2 separate regions of the Homo sapiens genome follow, and region 2 is linked to region 1. Evidence: chromatin loops called from intact Hi-C (ENCODE). Cell type or tissue: Caco-2. All regions are shown on one strand. Links, peaks and the distances in the headings refer to the core of each region. The heading gives the core; the rest is flanking DNA.

Evidence for each region. Hi-C counts contacts between places; a loop is a spot of excess contacts. Peaks named below come from ENCODE experiments on the same cell type or tissue, not always from the same donor. Only the 100,000 strongest peaks of a DNase experiment are listed, where the experiment ranks them.
Region 2: a loop joins it to region 1, with 3 times the contacts of the local background. A loop is called at or near these places in 1 of 110 quality-filtered maps.

The regions. Positions count from the first base shown.
Region 1 is chr20:25,572,752-25,577,144 of GRCh38, forward strand. The region is part of intron 1 of NINL (ninein like); the gene reads right to left. Among named protein-coding and RNA genes, the nearest start is that of NINL, 11 kb to the right of the region's middle. In Caco-2, for the core only: a CTCF peak has its summit at 1,858; a DNase peak (open chromatin) is centred at 1,840.
Region 2 is chr20:25,434,959-25,439,351 of GRCh38, forward strand. The region is part of intron 5 of GINS1 (GINS complex subunit 1); the gene reads left to right. Among named protein-coding and RNA genes, the nearest start is that of GINS1, 29 kb to the left of the region's middle. RefSeq lists enhancers at 2,423-3,094, 3,095-3,766. In Caco-2, for the core only: no CTCF peak of the experiment used is centred there; a DNase peak (open chromatin) is centred at 2,313.

The DNA.
Region 1 (4,393 bases), core at 94-4,093:
AAATACACGGAAAATGTCTCTTCCAGCTCTAAATCAACCTGAAAAGCCCTAGTGTCATGTAAGAATCTGTATTAGTAAACTGAATTATAAGGAAAGAATATTAACTTGCTTCCTCCCCAGAACAAAAAAGCAATACTTCAACCAAACATTCCACGTCCCGGTCCATTCTATCCATCTGTTATAAAACTGAGACACTTTCTCTTCCCCAGAACCTGGGTGTAACCTTTCTAGTTTCATGTTGACTATAAAGAAATAAAAGAATAGGCCAGGCGTGGTGGCTCACACCTGTAATCTCAGCACTTTGGGAGGCCGAGGCGGGCGGATCACCTGAGGTCTGAAGTTCCAGACCAGCCTGGCCAACATGGTGAAACCCTGTCTCTACTAAAAATACAAAAATTAGCTGGGCATGGTGGCACATGCCTGTAGTGCCAGCTACTCGGGAGGCTGAGGCAGGAGAATTGCTTGAACCTGGGAGGCGGAGGCTGCAGTGAGCCGAGATCACACCACTGCACTCCAGCCTGGGCGCCAAGAGCAAAACTCCATCTCAAAAAAAAAAAAAAATTAAAGAATAAAATAACATAGCCTATAAAATCTATGCTGAAAAATCCTAAGAACAGTCTACCCCTTTTCTCATGATTATTCCAACTTTCATATCTGAAATTCCAGCCATGCGATTAGGAGCCTAGAGGCATAACACACAACACTGATGCTCTTCTACGCTCTCTACACGTATCCTAAAGTGCACAGACTCTGACAGAGGCCTGAACATTTGGGGTTTCTATTTCTAAAGAATGAGCCTGCTGTGAAGGTCAGTGTCAACACCAACAATTCAAAGGCCCTAAAAGAGGATTCAGAATTGCCTGTCAACCTAAATGTAGATAAAACACAGCAATCTGAGGAGCCCATTGATGGGAAAATTACCATATTTTGCTATTGCAACTACTTGAAGTCCATGCCAAACAAAATAAACTAAAATAAAATGTTACAATCCTGGGCTGATGCAGTTTCCCCTGAGTCAACTAAAAAGACTTTGCATGGAACCATTTCTAAGTCTGACACACATAGAGTTCAAGGTCTGAGGAGACCTGAAAAGTTTCCAACATGGCGGTGACTAGGGACCCTGGAGCAGACAAGAGCCTGGAGCATCAGGCCATAGCCTGTTCCATACAGCACACCTGTTCCTGGTGGTCAGGAATGAATTCCCTGCAAGCATCCAGTGTAAAAATCACCCAGAAACAGGAACCAATAAGGGAAAGAAACCTGGGAAGGAGTGTGGGGAGTCAGGAAGCAGAGAAACCAGCCACACCCCTGCCCTTCACTGACGTCTGCGCTCAGAGCTGTTTGCCTAAAGTGTATCTGTTATTTGAATGATTCTAGTATAAATGACTGTTTCAAAAGTCCCCTATTTTAAATCACAGAATTTTAGAGCTTTATGGCACCTTAAATTCCCTTGTCCATTATCTCAACTGACTCAGGAAAACTATTCTCACTTGACAATGGAGAAAATGAAGCACAGACATCTGGATCCCAAAGTCATTTCAAGAAACAAAGCTAGTGTCTGTGCCATGGCATGGCTGGGCAAGGGCCTTGTGCCCACCACCGTCTTTTTTTTTTTTCTAGGAGAATGCTTTATTAGGCATAAAAATGCCATTGAAATGCTTTAAAATGCAACAGGAGGAGATGTGAAGACCCAAAGAACAAGTACACAGTGACACATGGCTATCAGAACACACGAAGTAAAGAATCCACACCGCTTCCACCCTTTACCCAGAAAGGGAAGGATCCAGGCCACCTCCTCCTCATGCATGCCCCACTTTACAGGAAGTGTCCACATCTCCCCTCCTAGACAGGTCCTGGAGCTCCTCCTGTTGGACCTTCTGGGGCCATCGGTGGCTAAATATCAGGTTTCTGTTCCTTGAGGGAGGAAACAGAGGAAGCACAGATTGGCATGGTAGATAGAGGTGCAGACAGAAATCCAGTCTGGAATATGTTGAGTTTAATGTAGCTACATGGTATGGGGGTGGAATCCTTGAGTGTAGATGTGGGCATGAGGGGCTGAAAAAATGTCACATGCAAAGCTCCTAGGAGTCTTCTTTTTTCCCACCTCCTCACATAACAGAGCCAGAGAAAAATACAGTATTTCATCAAATTTGAGATGCCACTAATTCTAAGACAAATGATGACGAAAAACTGCTGTCAAAATGTGACCCAGTGCTAAGATGGCATCAGTTTTTAAATGTACCCCCAAGTCAAAAATACTATCAAGCAAAGAAAAAAAAAGGTTTATCTTAGAATAGATGAAATATAGTAAACTTTTTATTGGTTGGAGGTCTTTAGATGGCAGTGAATATAGGACTAGCTTTTTAACTTGTTATTCTGAAAAACTTTCAAATGTATAGAAAATTTAAAAGAATAGGCCAGGTGCGGTGGCTCACACCTGTAATCCCAGCACTTTGGGAGGCCGAGGCGGGCGGATCATGAGGTCAGGAGATCGAGACCATCCTGGCTAACATGGTGAAACCCCGTCTCTACTAAAAATACAAAAATTAGCTGGGCGTGGTGGCAGGCGCCTGTAGTCCCAGCTACTCCAGAGGTTGAGGCAGGAGAATGGCATGAACCCAGAAGGCGGAGCTTGCAGTGAGCCGAGATTGCGCCACTACACTCCAGCCTGGGCAACAGAGCGAGACTCCGTCTCAAAAAAAAAAAAAAAAAAAGAATAGGCCAGGTGTGGTGGCTTGCGCCTGTAATCCCAGCACTTTGGGAGGGCAAGGTGGATGGATCATGAGGTCAGGAATTCGAGACCAGCTCGGCCAACATGGTGAAACCCCGTCTCTACTAAAAAGTAAAAAATTAGCTGGGCATGGTGGCGTGGGCCTGTAATCCCAGTTACTCAGGAGGCTGAGGCAGGAGAATTGTTGGAACCCAGGAGGCAAAGGTTGCAGTGAGCCGAGATCGCGCCATCCAGCCTGGGCGACAGAGCAAGTACTCAGTCTCAAAAAAAACACAAAACAACAAAAAAAAAAACTTGTAAGAATAGTACAAAAAATTCTCCAATACTCCCTCACTCGGCTGGCTTCACCACCTGTTTCCACTTTTCCCCTTTACCACAACCATTTTGTCATTTTCTCTCCCTCACTTCCTCCCTCCCTCCATATCATCTATCTACCCCTGCTCCTCTCCTTCTCCATTTGAAATCGGGTATCAGACTTTGTGCCCCTGTATCCCTAAATAGTTCAAAATGTATTCACTAAGCTCAAGGAGACAGTCACAGTACAACAAACTAGGGAAATTTGACATTTATACAATCCACCATTCAGATCAAATTCTGTCCATGGTGCCAACAATGTCCTTTACAGCTATCTTTTTCACCCCAGTCCAGTTTCCAATTCAGAGACAAGCACTGTACACGGTTTTCCTGTCCCTTTAAACCAGACCATTTTCTCAGTCTCTGTTTCTGAACTTTGAAGTCTTTGGAGTAGACACAGGCAGGGCGTTATGTAGAATGTCCCAGAGTCTGTCTGGTGTCTGCACAATTAGATTCAAGGGTGGCAGGAACACCTGGGTCAGGTGTGTCCTTGGCACATCTCATGGGGGGCACAGATGTCTCATAACTGGTGACAGTAACTGCAATCGCTTGGTTAGCATGGTGACTGCAGCAGGGTAGTCACCTTTATGTGAGTTTGAATTATGAGAAGTTTATTCATTTTTATTTTATTTTACTTTTTTGAGACAAGATCTTGCTCTGTTACCCAGGCTGGAGTGCGGTGGTGCATCCCCACTCACTGTAGCCTCCACTTCCCGTGCTCAAGTGATCCTCCTACCTCAGCTTCTCAAGTAGCTTGAACCACAGGCACATGCCACTGTGCCTAGCTAATTTTTCATTTTTTTTTGGTAGAGATGGGGTTTCAGTACATTGCCCAGGTTGGTCTCGAACTCCTGAACTCAAGAGATCCTCTCACCTCAGCCTCCCAAAGTTCTGGGATTACATGCATGTGCCACCGTGCCAGCCTGAGAATTTTAAGTGGTGAAAGTCTACAATGATAAGAGTCTTACTTTATGTGCACAGTTGGAAATAATAAAAATTCAGTAAGAATTTAAAATGTATCAAGAATTGCTTCGCTTTAAAGCTGTGCAACAGTGTACACTATCAAGTACAGTTTAAAACTTTTGCCACAGAGCAAGGCCTGGCTGGTCTTGAACTATGCAGGCTGTGGACTGTGTCCACTTCAGACCTGCCCCTGCAAACATCCTGCTTGACACAGTTTCCTGAGGAACCGTACCAGAAATCAGTACAGGCCATTAATGTAGATTGTGGGGTTCCGAAATTGGGCATCCACGTTTCTGTCCCTACCCAGAGTTGGGGAAAATCTCAGCCTGTCACTTACCTTCATTT
Region 2 (4,393 bases), core at 200-4,199, 140 kb before region 1:
CATTTATGAAGGCAGAGCCCTTATGCCCTGACCACCTCACCAAAGTCCTCACCTCCCAACACTGTTGAATTGAGGATTAAATTTCTACCACATTGATTTTTGGGGATGCATTCAGACATAGCATTTACCTATATTGAGATCTTTATTTCTTCACATGGGTTCAAGTTACTATCTTGTGATAGTTACCATATATAGGATTCTTGGTTGGTGATGTTGTTCTTTTAGTACTTTGAATATATTGGCCCACTGCCTTCTAGCCTCCAAAGTTTGTAATAAGAAATTTGGTGAAAATCTTATTGAGGATCCCAGGTATGTGATGACTTACTTATCTTTTGCTGCTTTCTTTTTGAATTTTTTAGAGACAGGGTCTCACTGTGTCAAGCAGGATAAACCGCAGTGGCACAATCATAGCTCACTGTAATCTCAAACTCCTGGGCTGAAGCAATCCACCTCAGCCTCCCAAGTGGCTAGGACTAGTGGCGCATACCTCCAAGCCTGGCTAATTTTTAAAGTTTTTGGGGCCAGGTGTGGTGGCTCACGCCTGTAATCCCAGCACTTTTGGAGGCCGAGGCAGGCAGATCACAAGGTCAGGAGTTTGAGACCAGCCTGAGCAAAACGATGAAACCCCATCTCTACTAAAAATACAAAAATTAGCCGGGTGTGGTGGTGCACGCCTGTAATCCTAGCTACTCGGAAGGCTGAGGGAGGAGAATTGCGAATTGCTTGAACCTGGGAGGCAGAGGTTGCAGTGAGCCGAGATCACACCACTGCACTCCAGCACGGGCAACAGAGTGAGATTCCGTCTCAAAAAAAAAAAAAAAAAAAAAAAACCAACTTTTTGTAGAGTTACACTTTTTTTTTTTTTTTTTTTTGAGACGGAGTCTCACACTGTCACCCAGGCTGGAGTGCAGTGGCGCAATCTCAGCTCACTGCATCCTCCACCTCCCGGGTTCATGCCATTCTCCTGCCTCAGCCTCTCAAGTAGCTGGGATTACAGGCACCTGCCACCATGCCCAGCTAATTTTTTTTTTTTTTTTGTATTTTTAGTAGAGACGGGGTTTCACCATGTTAGCCAGGATGGTCTCGATCTCCTGACCTTGTGATCTCACCTTGGCCTCCCAAAGTCCTGGGATTACAGGCGTGAGCCACTGTGCCCGGCCGAATTAAACTTTTTCTAGATAACAGGGTCTCCCTATGTTGCCTAGGCTGGTCTCAACCTCTTGGCTTCAAGTGATGCTCCCACCTTGGCCTCCCAAAATGCTGAGATTATAGGTGTGAGCCACCCTGCCCAGCCCTCTCTTGCTGCTTTCAAGATTCTTTGTCTTTTGAAAGTTTGATTATAATGTGTCTCATTGCGAGTCTGAGATCATCTTGTAGTTTGTTGAGCTTCTTTGATGTTTATATTTATGTCTTTTATCAAATTTAAGGAGTTTTCAGTTACTATTTCTTCAAAAATTCTCTCTGCCCCTTTGTCTTTCTCTTCTTGGTTTGCTTGATGGTGCCCTTCAGGTCTCTCAGGCTCTGTCCTTTTCTTCGGTCTTTTTTTATTTTTGTTCTTCAGACTTAGTCATTTCTGTTATCCTGTCTTTAGGTTTGCTTGTTCTTCTGCCTGCTCCAATCTGTCTTTGAATCCCTCAAGTGAATTTTTCATTTCGGTTTTTATAGTTCTCAGCTCCGGAATATCTTTTTGGTCTTTTTAGGTTTTCTATTTCTCTACTATTTCCATTTTGTTCATACATTGTTTCCATAACTTTCTCCCCATCTTCCTGTAGTTCTTAGAGCATCTTTAAAACTCTTGTTGTAAAGTCTTTGTGTAATAGATCTACCATCAAGTCTTTTTCAGGGACCATTTCTTATTTTTCTTTTTCCTTTGAATGGACCATACTTTTATGTTTCTTTGTATGTCTTGTGATTTGATTGTTTTTGCTGAAAACCAGACATTTCAGTCTAATAATGTTATAACTCTATAAATCAGATTCTCCCCTTTCCCCCAGGGTTTGCTGGTTTTGTTACTGTTTTTGTTTTTTTGGTTGTTGTAAGCTGTCGCTGTGCTTAGAATCAACCTGAGGTATAACCTTAAGGTTTTCTCAAATCTTTATTGAACCTGTGCCTTTCCTTGGTCACTTTCTAATTTTTCCTGTATACACAGTTGCTTTTCACTGCCCTAGTCTTTAATGTCTGGCTCCTGAAAGGGGGAAAAAAGAAAAATGAATAGAGGTGGGAAAACGGTGCTAGCCCTTTAAATCCCCTGGAATTCACTTCAGTGGAATGCGGGAGGGGCTTGCAGCCTTTGAGAAGGTGTGACAAAAATGTCTGCCAGCCTCATCATTTGCACCTCTGTGATCAGAAACAGCAATCAGCAGTGAGGAGCAGGGTGCTTTTTGCACACTCTGCACCAGCAACCTGTGTACAAGCTACTCCAAGAACACATGCACTGTGGCCTGCCACAAAGCTAGGAACAGGGGATGGTTAGCTGCTGCTATGCTAAGAGGCAAAATGGACAGTAAATTGCAGTGAATGTTTGTCAAAGCTCCAACCTCAAGCCTTCAGTAGACTCCAGAGTTCCAAAATACTGACGTCAGACAGAGTCTGCCCGTGCAGTTGTTGTGGAGGTAGGCAGACAGATTCCTGATGTTTCCTACTCCACCATTTTACCTGAATCCAGGAGTTATTTACATTACTTTAAAACACATAAATTGTATATTCCTGGTATATATGTTCTGAGGACAAAAGAATTACAAAGAGTTCTTAACCTGTTTTTACTAATCATATTATTAGTAATAATTTTGTTACTGTTATTTTGAAACAGTTTTCATATTGAAGAATAGAGCAAAAGGGTAATTGACATTACCAACAGTTTTCAGAATAAGAGAAAAGGGGCCGGGCACAGTGGCTTACGCTTGTAATCCCAGCACTTTGGGAGGCCGAGGCGGGTGGATCACCTGAGGTCAGGAGTTTGAGACCAGCCTGGCCAACATGGTGAAACCCCATCTCTACTAAAAATACAAAATTTAGCCAGGCGTGGTGGCGGGCACCCGTAATCCCATCTACTCAGGAATTTGAGGCGGGAGAATCGCTTGAACCCATGAGAAGGAGGTTGCAGTGAGCTGAGATTGTGGCATTGCACTCCAGCCTGGGCAACAAGAGCAAAACTCCGTCTCAAAAAAAAAAAAAAAAAAGTATTGATTAGCTCTGCCTACCGAAAAGGCCTAGAAACAATGACCAAGCCAATTAGCCATGAGTGTCCAGAGTCTATACCTAAATGCCATTTCCCACTAAAGTAAACCAGGACTCCTTGCACAAAAATAGCTGATTCCAGGTTCTGAATTAAAAATGTACGAACTGAGCATGAAACATCTTGTCTTCCCAGAAAGGAAGGAAGGTGTCAAGGACTAAGCGGGGACTACTGGAAGGATATGGGGGCCAATTTGAAGGAGCTCTTGCTAACCAAAAAATGGACAATTTTAGCATCAACATGACTAATAACTGCGGTGAATTGGATCACATCAATTACGTTAGAAGTATGAATGCATAATGACACCAAAGAACAACACTTTTTTTTTTTTTTTTTTTTTTTTTTGAGGCAGTATCTGGGTCTGTTGTTCAGGCTGGAGTACAGTGGTACAATCTCGGCTCATTTGTTATTTAGGACCTGGAATCAGCTATTTTAGTGCAAGGAGTCCTGGTTTACTAAAACCTCCACCTCCCAGGCTCAAGCCATCCTCCCACCTCAGCTTCCACAGTAGCTGTAACTACAGGTGCTCACAACCACACCCAGCTAATTTTTGTATTTTTTGTACCGATGGTATTTCACCATGTTGCCCAGGCTCGTCTTGAACTCCTAAGCTCAAGCAATCCTCTTGCCTCTCCCTCCCAAAGTGCTGGGAATACGGGCATGAGCCACTGTGCCTGGCCAACAAAAATTTTAAAAAATAAAACATTTTTGAGGTTTCCTTGGAGAATGTGAGGGATCCAACTCATTTGAAAAGTGGCAAGTTAGAGAATGGAATAAAAGCATCCATTGTCTTTACTATACAAACTCTATCTTAAGGTAGCCCAATAGTTTACAAAGGAAATTTGTTTTTATAGAAGAATTCCAGCTAACAAATGTAGCAGGAATATAAGAATTAGATTAATGCTTGTAACCCTTTATTTACTAAAACCTTTCAGTAGATAATGGAGATCTTTATAATGCATGAGTATGGATGACACTTGGGCCCACTGATTAATCTCAACATCCAAAAAGAGACAGCCAGGCACTTTGTGTTTTATGGGGTCTTGTAACAGAAAGTACATAACACCATTTGCCACAAAATCACCTTATCTGATGTAGACCTAACTTCCATTTTATAGGAAACTCAGGGACAAAGGAACAATGTTAAATGACCCCAAA